2 separate regions of the Homo sapiens genome follow, and region 2 is linked to region 1. The links are chromatin contacts, found by Hi-C or POLR2A ChIA-PET in ENCODE. All regions are on one chromosome and are shown on one strand. The core of a region is the stretch at or near the end of the contact, and the rest is flanking DNA. Distances in the headings are between cores, read along the strand shown. Region 1 overlaps LOC105376107 (a long non-coding RNA gene). Region 2 overlaps LOC105376107 (a long non-coding RNA gene).

Evidence for each region. A loop is a pair of places that touch in the nucleus more often than their neighbours do. ChIA-PET counts read pairs that join two places held with the same protein, here RNA polymerase II (POLR2A). Pooled maps may share reads with other maps.
Region 2: a loop to region 1 is called in a map of gastrocnemius medialis, with 16 times the contacts of the local background. The contact joins two enhancer-like sites. A Hi-C loop is called at or near these places in 3 of 168 maps with a recorded cell type or tissue (GM12878, gastrocnemius medialis and psoas muscle) and 2 of 50 pooled maps. POLR2A ChIA-PET finds 5 or more read pairs at or near these places in 2 of 52 experiments (HCT116 and OCI-LY7).

What each region holds. Positions count from the first base shown.
Region 1 is chr9:82,293,329-82,296,855 of GRCh38, forward strand. The region is part of intron 4 of LOC105376107 (a long non-coding RNA gene); the gene reads left to right. Among named protein-coding and RNA genes, the nearest start is that of SPATA31D1, 310 kb to the left of the region's middle. Within about 2 kb of position 2,008, at least 2 of the 41 ENCODE cell types and tissues checked have a DNase peak (open chromatin) inside an H3K27ac peak, as active enhancers do; they include gastrocnemius medialis and psoas muscle, where a contact is called at or near this core.
Region 2 is chr9:82,330,381-82,333,907 of GRCh38, forward strand. All of the region lies in intron 4 of LOC105376107 (a long non-coding RNA gene), which reads left to right. Among named protein-coding and RNA genes, the nearest start is that of SPATA31D1, 340 kb to the left of the region's middle. RefSeq lists an enhancer at 1,598-2,741. Within about 2 kb of position 1,896, at least 5 of the 41 ENCODE cell types and tissues checked have a DNase peak (open chromatin) inside an H3K27ac peak, as active enhancers do; they include gastrocnemius medialis and psoas muscle, where a contact is called at or near this core.

The sequences.
Region 1 (3,527 bases), core at 758-3,257:
CAAGATATGCAATTGTAATTTGAGTGTGTTACTAAGCTTGTGTTGTTGTAAATAATAGTTTTAGAAACAAGGAAGAGCAGTGAAGACAGAGTGTGAAATCTTTGGGTAGGAACTACATCTGATTTGCCCTTCTATTTAACTCTGTTGACTAGCATATTGCCTGGAAAATAAAAATGCACAATAAATACTGGTTTAGTTAAAAACAAAACCTACTTTAACCCCAGCACTTTGGGAAGACATGGCAGGCAGATCGCTTGAGGTCAGGAGTTCAAGGCCAGCCTGGCCAACATGGTAAAACCCCGTCTCTACTAAAAATACAAATATTAGCTGGGCACGGAGTGGCACGTGCCTGTGGTCCCTGCTACTCAGGAGGCTGAGGCATGAGAGTTGCTGGAACCCAAGAGGCAGAGATTGCAGTAAGCTGAGATTGCACCACTGCACTCCAGCCTGGGTAACAGTGAGACTCTGTCTCAAAAAAACAAAACAAAACAAAACAAAACAGAAACGGAAAACACAACCTGTCATTTCTCAATAATCATATAAATTGTGTTATCAGTGGTAAAGAGAACTTTAGATTCATAGTCATGTATTTGTTCTTTGTGCACAGAATTTCATGTAATCAACATTTATTGTGAACTATAGGGGAGGGGAAAGCAGTATTAGGTGCTGGGAGAAAATGGAATGACTTGAAAGGTTTGGAAGCCAGTGGTTTAGTTTTGAGCACATGATGAAGACATTATAAATACTTTACAATGCTACAAAACAACATGCATTCACTTTCTCAAGTGCAGAAGCATTTGTGAAATTCAGCAAAAAACAACTGAAAATTTTTGTGGCAAAAACCTTAAGCCTTTAATTTCTAACTTTTGCTAACCAATTCCTTTGTACTCCAAAGGGTATCAGTAATTTATATTTTGATTTACATATTGTATTCGTCTGTTCAGGCACTGCTATAAAGAAATACTTGAGACTGGGTAATTTATAAATAAAAGAAGTTTTATTGGCTGACAGTTCCTCAGGCTGTACAGGAAGCATGATGCTGACATCTGCTCAGCTTTTGAGGAGCCCTCAGGAAACTTACAATCAGGGCAGAAGGCAAAAGGAAAGCCAGCACTTCACATGACTGGAATGACTGGAGCAGGAGAAAGAGAGAGAGTGGCGAGGTGTCATACTCTTTTAAACAACCAGATCTCTGGATATCTCACTCACTCACTGTCATGAGAACAACACTGAGGGGATGGTGCTAAACCATTCATGAATAATCATCCCCATGATCCAATCACCTCCCACCAGGCCCCACCTCCAACACTGGGGATTACAATTCAACATGAGATTCAGTGAGGACATACATCCAAACCATATCACCTATTATTTGAAATGATTTTAAGTTAACTATTAAAGTTTTCTTTGATGGCTTTAAAAACCAAGTTATACCAACTTTACCACACTTAGGAATTGTGACTTTGAAAGAAATCTGGACATAAGCTCATCTTTTTTGGAGGGTACTGGCACATGTTATATATGAAGGTAGGTACTCATCCCAAACACTGAGATTTCATTATGAAATGGGGCAAGAATAGTTTTATGGAGAATAAGTAAATTCCTAGTGTGAGTGCAAGTTGTCATCTTGATGCCACTGTGATCCTCAGCAAAAGTGATTTATTGTATTGGATTATATTATCCACCTATTTTTTCACATGCTTCTTTTACTATGATATTATGCAGGCAACTATGACCACTGTCGAATGCTCTCTCAGCCACATCTTTTATACTGTGCCAATTAAGCAGAAGGTGGGGAATGTTGTCAGAGGGACTTAAATGTCTCATCTAAAGGTCAGCACCTAATGACAAGACAGCATTTATCCTGAACTGGACTGTAGAGTCAGCACTGGGTTTGAGCCCAGTTGCTGTTGTGGGACTTCAATATACAGTCCTCCAAATGAGAACAGGTGGTGTCAAAGGAACTATACTGGTGTTCAAGATATATCCTAAAATAGATTTAAGCCTCTCCATGACCTCATTTTGCCGCTCGGGCTTGCTTACGAGTGTGTTTTTGGGTGGTGTTAATGTTCCAGTGTTAGCCATTATAATTTATGGACTGACATAGGATCGTTAGCACTGAGCATGGATTGTGCTCAGTAGCCAAGGCATAACTTTTTCCCCTCTGTGTTTCCTACAGCTGGTCAGTGTTTTGTAACCAGGGCACCAACTCTGCAGCCAGTTCGTAACTTTAGATGTTTGATTGGGTGTGTAGTTGGCATCACAGACACGGTTAACCAAGGATAATATTAGAGTATGAGTGACAGTTTCAATATTTTATTCCTGTTAGAACTAGCTTTAGCACAAGTTGAAACCAGGTAACTGAACCTATAGTAAGATTTTATTTAATAAAATCATTTCATGCAAGGTAACAGTAACTGTGACTGTTTAGCCTTGGAGCAGGTGAAGGAGTTAACGATTTTGTCAATTAAAGTTTCATCAAAGTAAGCCATAGATGTTCTATTTCTGGAAAGAGTAATAATGTTACAAGGTTTACAATGAAAACCAGCAGACCTTTGACCTCTTTTTCCCTACTGTCAGTCCTGCTTTCAAGAACCACCACTTTTCATTCTGTCAATGCTTCTGGTATTTGCCACCATTTTTCTATATAACACAGTTATACTTGCGGTTCTTGATTCTTCAGTTTTAGATATTACATATTGAGTTTTTATTTTTATTATGACAGATATGAAAGATAAAGGTTTAACTCTTTTAAACTCCATTTGCCTCCAACATACATTATTCCCCTTCTCCCATCCTCTTTTTCACAATGTTTGGTGAAATCAGTATTTTGTTTCTCATTGTTACTAAATAAATTGGTTCTCAATGGGTGCAGGAATAGTCATTCTTAATGATTGTTCATTAAGACATTATAATAATTAGGTTAAGGGATTTGATGCTGTCAGGGTGATTCCCTGATAACACTGTAGACATAGACAGGGAACAGATACACAGAACAGAGAGAAACAAGCTGCTTCCTGGGCTTGATTGGAACACAGCAATGAAGACATTTGCCCATAACTGTGCTAGGGGTGAAGCAAGTGAGAAAGGGGTATGGGTTAATTAGGAGGGACACTGTGGAGGAGATTGCAAACGTCTTTGCAAGGATTTTTGAAAATGTATGGGGGCATTTTTTGGAGTTCACAATGGTTTGGGGCACAAGTGATGCTTAATGGATGGAGTCCAGGGCTACTAGACCTTGTGCAATGCATGGTCAAAGAGTTGTCCTGCACCCCACCTGAATGTCCTGCTGAAATGCTGTACATAGGTACCTTAGTGTAGATAAAAAACTCATTTATAAATATCTGAACCCAGAACCTGTCAGAATTTTACATAAAAACACACAGTATTCTAACAGCGTTTCACTATATGCTGAATTTTCTAGGAATTAACCACCAGACTAATCAATGAAAGATTGTCATTTGTTGTTTGGAGGTTTATTAAGACTTGCACACTATTTGGAAAATCATATGCCCCAAAACACCCCC
Region 2 (3,527 bases), core at 646-3,145, 37 kb after region 1:
TTGTATTATGCTTCAGAGTCTTGGGCAGGCCAACAGAATTTATAAAAAAAATGGGATAAATGCTCTTCCAAGGTCTTATCGTAGTCCAAAGGAAGGAGTGACCTGTGATTCCATTGGAACTTTGAGGATAAATCAGAAAGGGAATCAGAGAGAACAGCATGCTTGGCAAAAGAAGGAGCGTGGGGAATGAAGCTGTAGAAGTAAAAATAACCTGGGAATTCCATAATCTAGGATGGAGATTAAGGAGAAATTGCTGGAGATACAGATGGAAGGGTACTTTGGGAAAAATCTTCAGTGTCATGGAAAGACATTCTAAAGCATTTGTACTTGATTGGCAATCATTGATAGGTGTCTTTATTATTATTAAAGTGATTTAGAGAAGATAGTGATACAATCAGGAAGTTTTCCATGATCTGTTGGAAACATGACTGACAGAAATGTAGATATTGGAAAGACAACTGAGCAGGCTATTGTAATAATCAAAACTACAGTGTTTGGAAGCAGGCAGTGGCCGTGCAAATGGAAAGAATAAGATGTATTCAAGTATTTGAGTCAACAGGACTTGGTGACCTTTTTGAAAGGATGATGTACAAGGAAAAGGAGAAACTAAAGAAGGCTCCTTAGTTTAAAAGGCTCCTTAGATAAAAGGCAGTGTCCTTTCCTGAAGGAGCACATCTTCATGTCTGAACTCATATATTATATTAGTAACATAATATTCCTTTCTCTAAAACAGAAAAACAATAGTTGTTTATTGTCTATAAATACCTTGGAATGATCCTTGCTGACCTTAATAGTGCCATAATAGTGCTATCCCCAAACTCATTGGCATATAAAATTAGCATCTTGTTTGCACATCTGTATATAATTAGAGCTCACGTGATATAGGAGGATTCAGTTGGGCTTTGTGCCATAGTGTCTCTCATCCTTCTTGGACTAGCAGCTACTGGAGACATTTTCTTCTTATGGCAAAAGGCCTGGGCACAGGAGAACCAGCTCAACTGTGCATGAAAATTTTAAACATTTTTTCATTGCATGGCCTCCAACACTCCATTGGCCAAAGCAAGTCACATGGCCAATCCCCCGTCAAGGGGAGAGAGGTATTTTCTACCCACTGTGAATCAATGACACAGGTATGTGTCAGAAGAATAAAACATTGAGACCAAAGTCAATCCACAGTACTCTATATGGCTGTTTTTGTTACTCTGAGAACTGAGATTCCCTTTTCTTACTGAATAAACATGTCTCAAGTTTTTATGGTTAATCTTAGGATGATGCAGGGCCATCCCAATTGACCCTAATCCAACCAATGGTACTGCTGGATTTTGGTGACTATGTAACTGCCTGTAAATAGGTGTCTAGGTTGGACTGTCATGCTCCCTTTAGGTTATACCACTCATCAGCAATACAGCTCTGCTGCTGTAGCAAATCTTAATATTTTCCCTAGAGATAGGCCAATTCCAAGGTATTGACCAGCTCTGATCCTGTTTAACTTACGAGAACAATCAAGCTCCCTACTTGAGGTGATACCATATTTACAGTTCTTGGGAAAGAATGACTAAATAAATGTCACGGAGAGGAAGCCATAAGAGGCAGTGTCTGCCTCTGCCTGGAAATGCTGTGTGTGTCTTTGATTCTGTCTCCATTGTCACCTGGAATGCTTTACCTCGGTTGTTTAAGGGTTTTCCACTGCAGTTTCTTTTTGCTATCTCTTGCATTCCTTCCCATAAAGTAGGCAGTTTACAGTAATAGCATTGGAATGAAGCTCTACTTCAGGCAGGAAAGGTTAAACATTTTAAAAATGCAAACCAGATAAAATTTTAAAAACCTCAAAATAGTCTTGGAGCCACAATGCCTCTGTGCCATCCCCAGCCATTCTCTTTAACAAAAGACATCCCTCTCTTATGCAAGCTTCTCATTTGTCAGAGGAGAGATTTCCCTGTCTCCTCGGCGCACACTCTGTATAATTTAAGATGACTCACTGTACAGGAAAGTTCACCTTCCATTAGCATGTTTTCTTTAGTAAGCACTCTCTTGCAAGTGCTGTAGTGTAAACATGAGTGCCTACGAATATGAACATTTATTAAATAGCACTGATGAATATTTCAATACCTCGGGGAGAGCAATTCACAGCTCAATCATTCAAGCTGTTTTAAGTGCAGCACAGGACAATTCCACTACATCTTCCATTAATATTTAATTGCCCATTTTATTCTGTTTACCTTTTTGGTTAATATATAATTTAAAGCTCTTCTACTAAAAAGGGGGAAAAGAGAACAGCTGTTCATCTGCTTTTAACAAATCTCTGGTGAGAGCTTTTACCTCATTTAAAATTCATTGCAAAGAGTTTTTATTTAATATCAGTAACACAAAACCTTAGGTATTAAAAGTAAAACTTGGAAGTGACTGTCATGCAAAAAGCTTAGCTGTGACTTGGGTTTGATTACACATCCATTCCTGAGTGGCAGGCATTGACAGGAAATGTCTGAATCGCCAGCAATGGCGCCATGTGTCACGTCCTCATGAAATAGAATCACCGTAACTCGACCTGACACATTCTGACAACATGTTGGAAAGTTGTTATGCACCCTGCAGAAAGTCAGTACTGTCATCCTGGCAATGCAGATTTTACTGACGAGATAAAACACATATCTGCTTGCTAAAGGACAAGGGAGTCAAATAGGTGCATGGCCTTGAGGATCTGGGGAATCCCTGAGGCACTAAAGATTCACTTCTCCTTGGCCCTCCTTTGGTGATTGCCACCAGTTTCTCTTTACTGGTTCAGATTCCCAAGGCCTATCTCTTGTCATGTGATAGCTTTCCTTTCCTTTCCTCCTAGTGGGCTGCAGTTTGTGTGTCACAAGTCTGTTTCTAAACTGCTCCCAGTGGCAGGGACCTTGACATTAATGACAGATCTCTACATTTTTGGGGTCTCCCAGGCCCCCCAGGTCAGTAAGTAAAACCCACCCCAGATCCACCCCAGAGAGAGTCACCATATCCTTTCTTTCTCAGTCACCTGGAATTAGCTGCTTTCTAGAACAATGAGCTACATAATCTGTTTTTTTCCTGTTCAACTTATTCGTTGCAGTGGATTCATTCCTCCTGTTTAAATATTCCCAGCATGGCCAAGTCAGCAGCAGCATGAACCTCAAAAATACCATCACCACTGTCATTTCACTTGAGCTCAGGAGTTTCTTCTCCAGGGTGGGCTTTCCTTATTTGCTTTTGCATCACTTCATTATTGCTTTCCCCAGTCTCTGCTGAGTTTGGTTCACTTTCTTCATCAGACTCTCCTTCAATAGACACTCTCACATAATGCTTCCTTTCACTCATTCATTTATTCAGCATCTGATCCAGTGTTCTGAAAATATAGGCATTCAGTAGGGAGGAAAGGAGAGAGGAAGAGAGAAAGAGAAGAGCCACCTGCCTTTATAGAGCTTACATTATTCGTGGAGGAGTCACTTGATTTTGAGCTGTATTGATGACTAACATAGGCATCATGGCACTCTACCTCTGTCCTCCCCTGGATA